Linked DNA regions of Homo sapiens: region 2 is linked to region 1. A link is an interaction called in ENCODE POLR2A ChIA-PET data of the cell type or tissue named here. Cell type or tissue: B cell. All regions are shown on one strand.

Evidence for each region. ChIA-PET counts read pairs that join two places held together with the same protein. Peaks named below come from ENCODE experiments on the same cell type or tissue, not always from the same donor. Only the 100,000 strongest peaks of a DNase experiment are listed, where the experiment ranks them.
Region 2: POLR2A ChIA-PET joins it to region 1 with 8 read pairs; 1 of 35 experiments calls an interaction of 5 or more read pairs at or near these places.

The regions. Positions count from the first base shown.
Region 1 is chr11:14,321,857-14,329,856 of GRCh38, forward strand. All of the region lies in intron 1 of RRAS2 (RAS related 2), which reads right to left. Among named protein-coding and RNA genes, the nearest start is that of RRAS2, 33 kb to the right of the region's middle. RefSeq lists an enhancer at 1,454-1,533. In B cell, no CTCF peak of the experiment used is centred here; DNase peaks (open chromatin) are centred at 1,626, 3,355, 4,812 and 5,495; H3K4me3 peaks cover 4,966 bases; H3K27ac peaks cover 6,966 bases.
Region 2 is chr11:14,590,125-14,598,124 of GRCh38, forward strand. It overlaps a transcript of PSMA1 not described here. Among named protein-coding and RNA genes, the nearest start is that of PDE3B, 50 kb to the right of the region's middle. In B cell, no CTCF peak of the experiment used is centred here; a DNase peak (open chromatin) is centred at 3,847.

The sequences.
Region 1 (8,000 bases):
TCTAGTTATTAGTGGCTTCTGGTATAATTCCTCGTACTGTAATCATATGACAATGATTAGTTCATTATAATTAACTACAATTGAACTTTGTTTAGTACTTTTAAAATCCCATCTACCTAGCTATAATAAATCTATTGACTATATACTATTTAACAGTTACTATGCTAGACACTGTATAAAAAACAAAACACCACCAATAAAAGTGTTTGCCCCAAAAGAGATCACAATCTAACTGTCAAGACAAATATACCCAACAAAATAGGTGATAACTGCTATCAGGAAATATCAAATATGCTGGGCACAGTGGCTCACACCTGTAATCCTAGCACTTTGGGAGGCAGGGGCAGGTGTGTCACTTGGACTCAGGAATTTGAGACCAGCCTGGGCAACATGGTGAAACCCCATCTCTACCAAAAATACAAAAAAAAAAAAAATGAGCCCAGCATGGTGGTGCACACCTGTAGTCCCATCTACTTGGGAGGCTAAACTACGAGGATCACTTGAGTGCAGGAGGTTGAGACTGCAGTGAGCTGAGACAGCGTCACTGCACTCCAGCCTGGGTGACAATGTGAGGAGACTCTGTCTCAAAAAAAAAAACACAAAGAAATATCAAATGCTATACAAACACATTCCATCTAGGAAGACACAGCTAGCAACATTTCCTGCTTCTCTTCCTTGATGTTTAATTTCTTTCTTCCTATATTTCCCACAAATAACATTTTTTCCAAATTATTTACCTAAGAAAACCTTAATCATCCAACAAGTAATTCCTCTGTAATACGTATGTTATTGGCTAAATACAGCAATCCAGATCTATATCTATGTGTTAAAGTAGTCACAGTCTAATTTATCTTGAACTTATTAGGGAAGTACATAACAACCATTGTTAAAATTTTATCAGCCATACCCATCAAGATTCCGGATTAAATGTTAAAAATAAATGAAATCACAAACAAGTGAGCAAGAGGCTATAAAAAATGACCATCAATCCAATCAAGACAAATGTGAATTTAAAAAATAAAAAGTTAAAGAATGACCACTAAGATCTTAAGAGGAAACACACAGAACTTATGGAAATAAAAAATATAACCTAATGGTAAAAATTCAATAGATGGACTAAAAAGCGTATCTCTTCAAACACTGCTAAGGAGAACTAAAGGACAGACTATAGTGAACATAACTACAGCTAGAGGAGACATTTAAAAGAGAATACTATGAACAACTTTATGCAATAAATATGAAGCACAGACAAAATGGACATACGCCTAGAAAAATACAAACTCAAAATTGATTCAAGAATAATTAGAAGGCTGGGTACAGTGGCTCACACCTGTAATGCCAACACTTTGGGAGGCTGAGATGAGAGGATCACTTAAGCCCAGGAGTTTGAGATCAACCTGGGCAACATAGTGAGACTTCATCTCTACAAAAACAAAACAACAACAAAAAAACTAGGCCAAGCATAGCGGCATGCGCCTATAGTCCCAACAGCTTGGAAGGCTAAGGTAGGAGGATTGCTTGAGCCTGGGAGGTGGATGGTGCAGCAAAGTGAGATCACACCACTGCACTCCGACCTGGGTGACAGAGCGAGACCCTGTCTCAAAAAAAAAAGGATAATCAGAAAGCCTGAACAGCACTATGACTAATAAAGGAAGAAAAAATAAAATAAACTTCCCCCTCTTCCCCCCACCGGCACACACACAAACTAGGTCTAAAAGTTGTAAAAGCAAGGTCTACCAAACTTTCAGGAAACAAGTAAATCCAGTATCACACAAATTCTTCCAGAGAATAGAAAAGGAGGAAATACACCCCCCAAGTCATTTTATGAGGCCAGTATAATCTGGATACCAAAACCAGACAAGAACATTATTAAAAAATGAAAATTACAGGCCAATTTCACTAATAAACATACATGAAAAGAGTCCATATGCAAAATATTAACAAACAGAATCCAGAATCCAACAGTATATAAAAATATACATTATGACCAATATGTCCCAGAAATTCAGGAACAGAATATATAGACTTTTTTAAAATTATAAATATAATTCACCATATGAACAGACTAAAGAAAAACACTATAAGAGATATGGAAAAAGGATAAGAAAATGTCACATTTGTCTTAAAAAAAAAAAAACTATAGCAAACAACACTTTTTACAGTGAAACTCATTAAAATCAAGAACAAGTATGTATGTCTACTATTACCATATTTATTCAACATTACATTGGAGGTCCTAGTTAATTTAATAAGAAAATAAAGTGGTATACAAATTTTTAAGAATATATTTGATATGATTATCTGCACAGGAAACAATATACATAATAATTATTGGAATTAGAATTCAGCAAGGTATTTGGATATAAAAGTCTACATAGTCCCCTCAACCTGTCGAAAAAATAAACAGCAAAAAAAAATACCACTTCTGTATAAAGCTATTAGAAAGCTTAAGTCAAATAAAAGACACCATTTACAACAGCAACAGCAAATATATGATATGCAGGACTAACTCTAGTAAAAATATATTCTAGACCTTTAGGGAAAGAAATAATTAAGCTTTAAACAGAGGCCAAAAAAAAAAAAAAAAAGGAAAACGTATATGAGTGTAAAAGCATTCTCTTCATGGATAGAATTGTCAAGGTATCAGTGCTCCCTTAACTGACCCAATTTAAATTTGTTTTAACATTACTGGGTTTTTCATAGAATTTGACAAGCTGAACCTAAAATTTATAAGCAAGAAAATAGCCAAGAAATTGTTTATAAGTGTAAGAGTCATGAGAATTTTTTTGTTTTGCTCAATGCCATTTTCCCAGCACCTAAAAAGTTCCTGGCACATAGCAGTTGTCTCCAATATATGTGCTGAATGAATTTTTGAATGAACACAGCAGGGAAACTTATCCTACCCTCTACGAAATTTAGAATGGAAATGACACAAGAATAGGCAAAAAAGACAAATGGAACAAAACAGAAGGCCTAAAAATAAATCCACATGAATGAAATTCGATATATAAATAGAAGAGCAGATCATAGGGGAAGCATAGAACAGTACTCAAAAAGTGATGCTGGGATAACTAGTTTATGCATGTGGAAAAAAGCGAGATTGAGGGGAGAGATTATAAAGGGTTCATAAATCTCTAAGCACAGCCTGTATTATCTCTAGATTCTTCCTAGCAAAGCCTCACAAGTTTTACATTAAGATGCTATTCTAATTGAGAAAATATATAGTACCTCACCTGGAATGGTAATGCACAATAATATAAACACTTACTGCATGTTAGCTATCATCGTATCTGAGCCCTCAAACTTACCCTGATGTGAAGCCTTGCTTCACCACTTCCCAGCTTTGTCATTGGAGAAGTTACTTGAATTCACCTTGTCTTACCACAAAATGAGCTTGCACTAGCACTTACCTCAGCAAGAGTACTGTTGGGAGTTTCTTTTAATCCTTTTAGTATTTTTTTTTTTTTTTTTTTGAGACAGAGTCTCGCTCTGTCGCCCACGCTGGAGTGCAGTGGCGCGATCTTGGCTCACTGCAAGCTCTGCCTCCCGGGTTCATGCCATTCTCCTGCCTCAGCCTCCTGGGACTACAGGCGCCTGCCACGACGCCTGGCTTTTTGTATTTTTAGCAGAGAGGGGGTTTCACCTTGTTAGCCAGAATGGTCTCGATCTCCTGACCTCGTGATCCTCCCGCCTTGGCCTCCCAAAGTGCTGGGATTACAGGCGTGAGCCACCGTGCCCGGCTTCCTTTCAATATTTTTATTTTAGAATGGCATTAAGTTTGTAGATTAACAATTAGAATTGACACTGTTAAGAATCTGAATTTTCAGATCTGGAAATATAGTATGCTTTTCTGTTTAAGTCTTTGTCTTAAAAAAATTTAATGTTTGCTTTAAAATTTTGTATGGAAGACTGTAAAAAAAAATTTAACACACATTTTTTAAGTGTGTAGAAGTAGTCTTTTTGTTTGCTATTCTAAAAGGGGTGTCTTCTTCCATTGTATCTTCTACTTGATTTGTAAAAACTCTAAGTATTACATAAAATACTGTCCAATTGTGGAATGCAGTAGAGGCTGGGGAATGAGCAGCAACTGATAGCATTTTGAAGGAGGATCAAGTCTGGAATCTCACTATGCTTCTCTCATCTCCTTCCTTGAATTTAAGATGTTTTTTAAGAATATTACAGAATAGCATTCAGCAAAACATGGACGTGTACTAGAACCCCTTTGAGAGAACTTGGTTTTTTATTCTTGAATGGTGCTAAAAAGTGACCTTATTATCCCATAGCATGGAATCCAAAAATAGTAGTAAAGAAGGCTTCCACAGAATATGTGCAAATCTGAAAATCTCAGGGCATGTACCTAATGCTATATTTATTTTTCACAAAACCGGAAATAGTGACAGCTTAAAACAAGTAACTAGACTGTTATATAGCTTTTAAAATGCTGCTGCTATTGTGTAATTTTTAGCATTTTGTATATTGAATTTCTATGCCAGGAAGTATGCCACTGTTAACTATTTTACATGATGCCTAAATTTTATTTTAAATAAAAAGTTATCACACATATCAAACTCAACTACACAAATTGTTATACTAAAACATTTCAGGAAATATGTGCTTTCTAACGCTAATGAAGTTTTAGAAAAGATTGTAAATATACAAACATAAAATAAACAAGTATCACCAATTCTGAAATTTGTTAAATCAGTAAAAGAATTTTAAGGGGTAAAAGTTCTATATCTTTATACCAGCTGACTTGACAAAATTAAGAGTTCCAGTAAGAGCAAAATGTTGTCCTCTATTTGGGAGGGGGAGGGGACAGGGCACTGAGCAATCAAGCAGTTAAAACTCCTATGTCGTATCTTAAATCACTTATAACATCAAAAAGAAAGTAAACATTTCAATCCTATTAAGAATATGATTTTGGCCGGGCGCGGTGGCTCACGCCTGTAATCCCAGCACTTTGGGAGGCCGAGGCGGGCGGATCACGAGGTCAGGAGATCGAGACCATCCCGGCTAAAACGGTGAAACCCCGTCTCTACTAAAAATACAAAAAAATTAGCCGGGCGTAGTGGCGGGCGCCTGTAGTCCCAGCTACTTGGCAGGCTGAGGCAGGAGAATGGCGTGAACCCGGGAGGCGGAGCTTGCAGTGAGCCGAGATCCCGCCACTGCACTCCAGCCTGGGCAACAGAGCGAGACTCTGTCTCAAAAAAAAAAAAAAAAAAAAAAGAATATGATTTTGCTATTCTGTTCTGCTGTGGAAAACTAAGTAGTCACTTGTTTAAAAACTAAGATGAAGCAGACATAGCATAAACCAATTAAAATTAAATCAAAACAACAGTTTTAAGATGCAATATGCATACATGAATTTCTTAACAGATTATTATAGTTAAAATACCACTGAGTGTACTCACTTCAAGTGGTGTGTAAAAATAAAAATAGCTGAAGAGAGGATGGTCAAACCTCAAAACAAGTACTATAACCACCACCCAAAAATGCAAAATAAAGGAAGTTGTCTTCTTCAGAGTTAAGAGGAGGGGAAAAAATCTTTCTACTTACACATTGGGAGGAAGTGGGGATGGAGAGAAAGAAAAACAATTCCATGCCCTTCCTAAATGTTTAAGAACAAATGCAATTTATGTTACCTTCAGAAGCATTTTATCAGTACCCACAAAATTGCCTTTTAATTTGTACTAGTAAACTTACATTGCCTGAGCATCTTTCTCTACCCCCCTTTCTCTTCACTTGATTTCATGTGAAAGTCAAATTATTTGTATGACTGCTACCAGAATTTTAATAAAAATTGACACAACATAACCCAAACAATATAAATTTTCCCCTATTTAGCCAGACTCTAAATGCTTTAGGGAAAAAGAAAAACGTGCAGTACATAATTTAATTAGGTTCCAACAACTCTTCACAGATTCATATATACTTCTCACCTGTAACAACTCAATAGAGAAAAAAAATTCAAGGATGAAAAGGTTTTATTTACTTCTTTCCATACGGCAGGTAATGAGAATGGATGTTGTCTCTTACAAGACACAGGTCAAACATAGGAAAGCATGGAGGAAAAAACACAAAGAAGCCAAACTTAGACCAAATGTAGCTGTGACAAAGTTAAATGGCTTCATTAGAGAAAAAAAAGTCTTGACAGGATTTTCTAAAAATAAAATCTACCACTGTAGTGCTTACAAAGTACATAAGGCTAACAGTAAAGAGTGAGAAAAATGGCCAGGCGCGGTGGCTCATGCCTATAATTCTCGCACTTTTGGAGGCCGAGGCAGGCGGATCACCTGAGGTCAGGAGTTCGAGACCAGCCTGACCAACATGGAGAAACCCATCTCTACTAAAAATACAAAATTAGCCAGGTGTGGTGGTGCATGCCTGTAATCCCAGCTACTCGGGAGGCTGAGGCAGGAGAATCACTTGAACCCAGGAGGTGGAGGTTGCAGTGAGCCAAGATCGCACCATTGTACTCCAGCCTGGGCAAGAAGAGCAAAACTCCAACTCAAAAAAAAAAAAAAAAAAAAAGAGTGAGAAAAAATAATGTAGCAAATTTAGTCAAGCCAGGAAGACACGTGTAAAAACAATATCAAACATGGTAAAATTTATTTGGCAAGAGCTATAGTAAAATTTTAAGATGCCATTAGGCAACAGTAAAAATAATATTTAGGCAACAAAAAAGTATAAATCAATGTAAAAGCTTAGAAACACTAGAAGAAAAACAGCTATAGTATGTAAAGTAGTAAAAAATATATACATGACACAAAGTAATGACTAAAATTAATGCAGATGCAATACACATACACCAATTTTTTTTTTTTTCAACAAGAGTTTCGCTCTTGTTGCCCAGACTGGAGTGCAATGGCGTGACCTCTGCTCACCGCAACCTCCACCTTCTGGGTTCAAGCAATCCTCCTGGCTCAGCCTCCCCAGTAGCTGGGATTAGAGGCATGCGCCACTATGCCCAGCTAACTTTGTATTTTTAGTAGAGACAGGGTTTCTCCATGTTGGTCAGGCTGGTCTCAAACTGCCAACCTCAGGTGATCCACCGGCCTCGGCCTCCCAAAGTGCTGGGATTACAAGTGTGAGCAACTATGCCCGGCACATACACCAAATTTTATATATATGTGTGTGTGTGTGTGTGTGTGTGTGTATATATATATATATATACACACACACATATATATGTATATACACACACATATACATACACACACACACACACACACACACACACACGCATATACATATATATATATATTTTTTTTGAGATGGAGTTTCACTCCTGTTGTCCAGGCTGGAGTCCAATGGCGCGATCTCAGCTCACTGCAACCTCCCTTCGCCTCCCAGGTTCAAGGGATTCTCCTGCCTCAGCCTCCCAAGTAGCTGGGATTATAGGCATGAGCCCCCACACCCAGCTAATTTTGTATTTTTAGTAAAGATGGGGTTTCACCATGTTGGTCAGGCTGGTCTCAAACTCCTGACCTCAAGTGATCCACCCGCCTCAGCTTCCCAAAGTGCTAAGATTACAGGCACAAGCCACCACGTGGGGCCAAAATTATATATTTTAAAGCAGAGATAGATCAAACACAAAATGAATCAAGTTAGGCTTTTAGACCCCTCGCATACACAGATACCTTTTCTTATTCTAAACAAATATTCACATGTGCATAATCTTGTATTTTCTTTCCTAAAGAGGGTCCTCAAAATTATATAAGCTGTAGGTCCCCTCAACACCTGGATCTGATTCCTGCAGTAAACAGCAAAAACATACCTTTTCTAATGTCTAAAACTTGCCAATTTCTGGCCATGATGCCAAAAGTAAAATAGAACAAAAAAGCAGAAATCAACAAAGACTTAAATTTTAAATATATAATAAAAATTCACATGATGAAAGGACACATTTTAAATTAGGAAATTAAAAACAGGGCCAGGCACAGTGGCCCATGCCTGTAATCCCTGCACTTCAGGAGGCCAAGGTGAGACAGTCACCTGAG
Region 2 (8,000 bases), 270 kb after region 1:
ATGAGGTACCTAGAGTAGTCAAACTGATAGAGAAAGTAGAATGTTGGTTGCTAGGAGTTGTGGGGATGGGAAGATGGGAAGTTATTTAATGGGTAGAGTTTCAGATCTGCAAGATGAAAAGAGTTCTAGTGATGGATGGTGGTGATGGCTTGCACCACAATGTGAATGTACTTTACTAACTGCACATTCAACACGGTTAAGATAGCAAATTTTCATTTTGTGTTTTTTACCAGAACTTAAAAAGAAAAACAGGGTTTTTTTTGTTTGTTTGTTAGTTTTCAAAAGAGTCACAGGACAAAACAAGGTGAGAATGGTCTCATGAAAACCAAAAAAACAGAGTGTTTCTAGAATGAAGGATTCATTGAATGCTGCTAAGAAAAAGATGAGATGAGGAATGAAAACATCAGTGGGACTAATGAACAGGGGCATCACTGCTGAAAAAATACAATGTCTTTAAGATGTAGAAGTGGGGTTGAAACCACATTGAAATGGGTAACACTCTCTTCTTCCTTATCTGGGAATGAGTTGGTTGTTGGTGATCATCAGTCTGATCCACTCCAAGAGAGATCGTAGCGGGGTCCAGTCTGTGCTCCCCTGGGATCGTTTGCCATGGCTAGAAGTTAAAACTACACAAACGCAAGATCAAAACCCGAGACCCGCACGCCCAGATGACCGGGACGAGGCCATACTTCACATCTTCTCTCACAGACTCACAATTAGGCAATGGTTACCTCAAACGACTTTATATGGCGGACACCCCAGTGAGAGGTGACAGTGTGCTGGCAGTCCTCACAGTTCTCGCTCGCTCTAGGCGCCTCCTCTGCCTGGGCTCCCACTTTAGCGGCACTTGAGGAGCCCTTCAGCCCACCACTGCACTGTGGGAGCCCCTTTCTGGGCTGGGCAAGGCCAGAGCCGGCTCCCTCAGCTTGCAGTGGAGGGAGAGGCGCGAGCGGGAACCGGGGCTGCGTGCAGCGCTTGCGGGCCAGCTGGAGTTCCAGGTGGGCATGGGCTTGGTGGGCCTGCACTCGGAGCAGCCGGCCGGCCCTGCCGGCCCTGGGCAGTGAGGGACTTGGCACCCAGGCCAGTGGCTGCAGAGGGTGTACTCTGGGTCCCCCAGCAGTGCCAGCCCACCGGCGCTACGCTCAATTTCTCACCCAACCTTAGCTGGCTTCCCGAGGGGCAGGGCTCAGGACCTGCAGCCCGCCATGCCTGAGCCTCCCACCCACTCTGTGGGTTCCTGGGCAGCTGGAGCCTCCCCGATGAGTGCCGCCCCCTGCTCCAGGGCGCCCAGTCCCATTGACCACCCAAGGGCTGAGGAGTGTGGGCGCACGGCACTGGGACTGGCAGGCAGTTCCACCTGCAGCCCCAGTGTGGGATTCACTGGGTGAAGCCAGCTGGGTTCCTGAGTCTGGCGGGGCCTTGGAGAGTCTTTATATCTAGCTCAGGGATTGTAAACATACCAATCAGCACCCTGTGTCTAGCTCAGGGTTTGTGAGTGCACCAATCGACACTCTGTATCTAGCTGCTCTGGGGCCTCGGAGAACCTGTGTGTCCATACTCTGTATCTAACTAATCTGATGGGGAGGTGGAGAACCTTTGTATCTAGCTCAGGGATTGTAAAGGCACCAATCAGCGCCCTGTTAAAACAGGCCACTTGGCTCTACCAATCAGCAGGATGTGGGTGGGGCCAGATAAGAGAATAAAAGCAGGCTGCCCCAGCCAGCAGTGGCAACCCGCTCGGGTCCCCTTCCACACTGTGGAAGGTTTGTTCTTTTGGTCTTTGCAATAAATCTTGCTACTGCTCACTCTTTAGGTCCACGCTGCTTTTATGAGCTGTAACACTCACTGCGAAGATCTGCAGCTTCACTCCTGAGCCCAGCGAGACCATGAGCCCACCGGGAGGAAGGAACAACTCCAGACATGCTGCCTTAAGAGCTGTAACACTCACTGCGAAGGTCTGCAGCTTCACTCCTGAGCCAGTGAGACCACGAACCCGCCACAAGGAAGAAACTCTGAACACATCATCTGAACATCAGAAGGAACAAACTCCAGACGCGCCACCTTAACAGCTGTAACACTCACCGCGAGGGTCCGCGGCTTCATTCTTGAAGTCAGTGAGACCAAGAACCCACCAATTCCGGACACACCAGGACCTTCCGCTGCTCGCTCCTCCTCGTCCCTTCTACCCGCTGGGGTCAGCCTCATCGACCCCGTCTCAACTCTGACACAGTCTCTCTCTCTCTCTCTCTCTCTATATATATATATATATATTTTTTTTTTAGATGGAGTCTCGCTTTGCTCCCCAGGCTGGAGTGCAGTGGTGCAATCTCTGCTCACTGCAAGCTCCACCTCCTGGTTTCACGCCATTCTCCTGCCTCAGCGTCCCAAGTAGCTGGGACTACAGGCGCCCGCCACCACACCCTGCTAATTTTTTGTATTTTTAGTAGAGACGGGGTTTCACCGTGTTAGCCAGGATGGTCTCAACCTCCTGACCTTGTGATCCGCCCGCCTGGGCCTCCCAAAGTGCTGGGATTACAGGCATGAGTCACTGTGCCCGGCCAGGGCAGATATTCTTGTAGAATTTTGTTTCTTGCTTTATCCCTGGTGCCTAAAACAATTTGTGGTATACAGTAAGTACTCAATAAACATTTTTTGAATGAATGACTGAATAAATGGATAAATAATTCCAGTCTCCTCATATCTCAGGTCTCAGATAAAATGCCTTCCTCAGAAATGCCTTTCCTAATCCTCCTATCTAAAACAGCCCTTCTCATCCTAGTTGTGCTTTATAATATCATTATGTTTTACTTTTCTCATATTACTTGTCATTATCTGAAATTATTCTATTTATTTACTTGCTTATTGTCTTCCTCCTCCCTCCTCCATTAGAATGTAGGCTCCTTGAGACCTGGGCCCTTGACACAATAATTGTTAAATGAGTGAATGTACAAAACACTGTGTTGAAAGCCTCAGATGAATTATCTCACCCACTTCTCATAGCAACCCCAATTAAATAGTACCATAGAATTCCCTTATCTCAAATGAGAAAACAGAGCTTTAAAGAGCTTACATAGCTAGAAAGTGGCAGAGCCCAGATTTGAACACAGGCATTTTGATTCCAGGACTCATTCTGAGTTAGTTTACGTAACTGAAGACTTCTGAGAGCCTTGTATATCTACAATCTGCAAGAGAAGGAAAGCATCTACAACGCTGCCCAAATTTACCTGACCACAGAAGCTTCTTCTTTGTGGGAAGTTCCTAGAATTTTATGGATATACTTTTGAAAATGCTTCCATAAGGTTCTAGCCCTTTTGACTTGGAAGTTGTTAGAGCTTTCTTTACAGGTCTAACATAACTTCATTGTAATTCAAGGCATGTCACCTAACATGCCTAAGAGCCATGGTGGGAAGAAGGAAGAGAGGTCTGCTGAATGGAAAAGCAAAGACATTCCGGGGTTACTGTCAAAGAAAGTAATAGAGGAGGAAAAATGAGAGAGAGAGAGAGAGAGAGAGAGAGAGAGAGAGAGAGAGAGAGAGAGCGCCAGCCCTAATGTGTGGTCCTAATAAGAGAAAGGCACAAAGATCGGCTTTCTTTCAGCAAAATCTGTGACTATTCAGTATGTGGTCCTGGGTAAGGCAGCAGAAAGTTAATTTTGGCATGTAAATCTCCAGTGGGTGAGTAGACATTGGTGTTGTTTACTCAAAATTCATTCTCTTTCTTCCTCTTTTCTAACAGAACACTGTATCTTGCCTTGTAATTCACCCTCAGGCCCTTAGCCTGTGCTTCCCTAAGCCAATTGCTCCCCTCACCAGTAAATGCTGTAGGAATGAATAGGTTGCCTTACGCAGTTGTGGTCAGTGAGACATAAAGGCAAGTCTGCCTGGGGACTTCTAGGAAAGGTTTACCTCTTCATGGAAAAGAGGCACATAGGAAGAGATGTTGGACAAAGCTAATGTTAATAATGAGAATGGCAGAGCTGAAGAATGGAAAGAACCTGATTCATGATGACATTCCTTGGCCAACCTACATTCTCATCTGGACTTCTTCTTATGTGAAGTAATAAATGTTTCTTATTATTAAAGCAATTTTCTTAAGTTTTTCTGTTACTGGTGACCAAAGCATCTCAACTGATATAGTTAGGAAATAGAACCCCTCATATCCCCTCCATATGTTCACACAGGTCAGAGTGTGAGCATTTGGAAGGAGCACTACAACAGTGGGAAGTCCAAATAGAGAGATCTACATCTCTGCAGTAAAAGATACTAATAAGCTTGATAAATTGTTGGCACAGGGAAGGGGGGGGTTCAGCTTTACATTTCCATCATGTCTAGACCAAGACATGTAGGTTCCCATGCAAAAAAACATTTCGTACTCCTTTAACCCAATATTCAGTAAATAAGTGTTCAATATTGATTTAATGGGGATGAGAATATCTGATTTTCTGTTAATCAAAATTGTAGATGTCTTTCCTTGTGTTTTAAATAAGAGATTTACCACATATATTGACCATAATACAACATTTTAACTTACTTGGAATTATTTTTCCATAGCACAATGTTAGCTTCTAGTTATCATTCATATTACAGTTAAAGGTAACTTATATGGGTCTACTTATGGGTTGAAAAAATGCATAACGTTTCTTTTTTTTATTATACTTTAATTTCTAGGGTACATGTTCACAACGTGCAGGTTTGATACATAGGTATACATGTGCCATGTTGGTTTGCTGCACTCATCAACTCATCATTTACATTAGGTAATTCTCCTAATGCTATCCCTCCCCCAGCCCCCAACCCCCAACAGGCCCCAATGTGTGATGTTCCCCACCCTGTGTCCAAGTGATCTCATTGTTCAATTCCCACCTATGGGTGAGAACACGCACTGTTTGATTTTCTATCCTTATGACAGTTTGCTGAGAATGGTTTCCAGCTTCATTCACGTCCCTGCAAAGGACATGAACTCATCCTTTTTTATGGCTGCATAGTATTCCATGGTGTATATGTGCCACATTTTCTTAATCCAGTCTATCATTGATGGACATTTGGGTTGGTTCCAAGTCTTTGCTATTGTGAATAGTGCCACAATAAACATACGTGTGCATGTGTCTTTACAGTAGCATTATTTACAATCCTTGAGGTATATACCCAGTAATGGGATTGCTGGGTCAAATGGTAATTCTAGTTCTAGATCCTTGAGGAATCACCACACTGTCTTCTACAATGGTTGAACTAATTTACACTCCCACCAACGGTGTAAAAGCATTATTTCTCCACATCCTCTCCAGCATCTGCTGTTTCCTGACTTTTTAATGACTGCCATACTAACTAGCATGAGATGGTATCTCATTGTGGTTTTGATTTGCATTTCTCTGATGACCAGTGATGATGAGCATTTTTTCATGTGTCTGTTGGCTGCATAGATGTCTTCTTTGCAGAAGTGTCTGTTCATATCCTTTACCCACTTTTTGATGTTTTTTTCTTGTAAATTTGTTTGAGTTCTTTGTAGATTCTGGATATTAGCCCTTTGTCAGATAGGTAGATTGTAAAAATTTTCTCCCATTCTGTAGGTTGACTGTTACTCTGATGGTAGTTTCTTTTGCTGTGCAGAAGCTCTTGAGTTTAATTAGATCTCATTTGTCAATTTTGGCTTTTGCTGCCATTGCTTTTGGTGTTTTAGTCATGAAGTCCTTGCCCATGCCTATGTCCTGAATGGTATTGCCTAGGTTTTCTTCTAGGGTTTTTATGGTTTTAGGTCTAACAGTTAAGTCTTTAATCCATCTTGAATTAATTTTTGTATAAGGTGTAAGGGAGGGATCCAGTTTCAGCTTTCTATATATGGCTAGCCAGTTTTCCCAGCACCATTTATGAAATAGAGAAATCCTTTCCCTATTGCTTGTTTTTGTCAGGTTTGTCAAAGATCAGATGGTTGTAGATGTGTGGTATTATTTCTGAAGCCTCTGTTCTGTTCCATTGGTCTATGTCTCTGTTTTGGTACCAGTACCATGCTGTTTTGGTTACTGTTGGCTTGTAGTATAGTTTGAAGTCAGGTAGTGTGATGCCTCCAGCTTTGTTCTTTTGGCTTAGGATTGTCTTGGCAATAAGAGCTCTTTTTTGGTTCCATATGAACTTTAAAGTAATTTTTTCCAATTCTGTGAAGAACGTCATTGGTAGCTTGATGGAGATGGCATTGAATCTATAAATTACTTTGGGCATTATGGCCATTTTCATGATATTGAGTCTTCCTATCCATGAACATGGAATATTCTTCCATTTGCTTGTGTCCTCTTTTATTTCCTTGAGCAGTGGTTTGTAGTTCTCCTTGAAGAGGTCCTTCACGTCCCTTGTAAGTTGGATTGCTAGGTATTTTATTCTCTTTGTAGCAATTGTGAATGGGAGTTCACTCATGATTTGGCTCTCTGTTTGTCTTTTAATGGTGTATAGGAATGCTTGTGATGTTTGCACATTGATTTTGTATCCTGAGACTTTGCTGAAGTTGCTTATCAGCTTAAGGAGATTTTGGGCTGAGACGATGGGGTTTTCTAAATATACAATCATGTCATCTGCAAACAGGTACAATTTGACTTCCTCATTTCCTAATTGAATACCCTTTATTTCTTTCCCTTGACTGATTGCCCTGGCCAGAACTTCCAACGCTATGTTGAATAGGAGTGGTGAGAGAGGGCATCCCTGTCTTGTGCCAGTTTTCAAAGGGAATGCTTCCAGTTTTTGCCCATTCAGTATGATATTGGTTATGGGTTTGTCATAAATAGCTCTTATTATTTTGAAATACGTTCCATCAATACCTAGTTTATTGAAAGTTTTTAGCATGAAGGGCTGTTGAATTTTGTCGAAGGCCTTTTCTGCATCTATTGAGATAATCACGTGGTTTTTCTCCTTGGTTCTGTTTATGTGATGGAGTACGTTTATTGATTTGCGTATATTGAACCAGCCTTGCATCCCAGGGATGAAGCCAACTTGATCATGGTGGATAAGCCTTTTGATGTGCTGCTGGATTCGGTTTGCCAGTATTTTATTGAAGATTTTTGCATTGATGTTCATCAGGGATATTGGTCTAAAATTACTTTTTTTGTTGTGTCTGTGCCACGCTTTGGTATCAAGATGATGTTGGCCTCATAAAATGAATTAGGGAGGATTCCCTCTTTTTCTATTGATTGGAATAGTTTCAAAAGGAATGGTACCAGCTCTTCCTTGTACCTCTGGTAGAATTCGGTTGTGAATCCATCTGGTCCTGGACTTTTTTTGGTTGGTAGGCTATTAATTATTGCCTCAATTTCAGAGCCTGTTATTGGTCTATTCAGAGATTCAACTTCTTCCTGGTTTAGTCTTGGGAGGGTGTATGTGTCCAGGAATTTATCCAATTCTTCTAGATTTTCTAGTTTATTTGCGTAGAGGTGTTTATAGCATTCTCTGATGGTAGTTTGTATTTCTGTGGGATTGGTGGTGATATCCCCTTTATCATTTTTTATTGCATCTATTTGATTCTTCTCTTTTCTTCTTTATTAGTCTTGCTAGCGGTCTATCCTATCTATTTTGTTGATCTTTTTCAAAAAACCAGCCCCTAGATTCATTGACTTTTTGAAGGTTTTTTTGTGTCTCTATCTCTTTCAGTTCTGCTCTGATCTTAGTTATTTCTTGCCTTCTGCTAGCTTTTGAATGTGTTTGCTCTTGCTTCTCTAGTTCTTTTAATTGTGATGTTAGGGTGTTGTTTTTAGATATCTCCTGCTGTCTCTTGTGGGCATTTAGTGCTATATATTTCCCTCTACACACTGCTTTGAGTGTGTCCCAGAGATTCTGGTATGTTGTGTCTTTGTTCTCACTGGTTTCAAAAAACATCTTTATTTTTGCCTTCATTTCGTTATTTACCCAGTAGTCACTCAGGAGCAAGTTGTTCAGTTTCCATGTAGTTGTGTGGTTTTTAGTCATTTTCTTAGTCCTGAGTTCTAATTTGATTGCACTGTGGTCTGAGAGACAGTTTGTTAT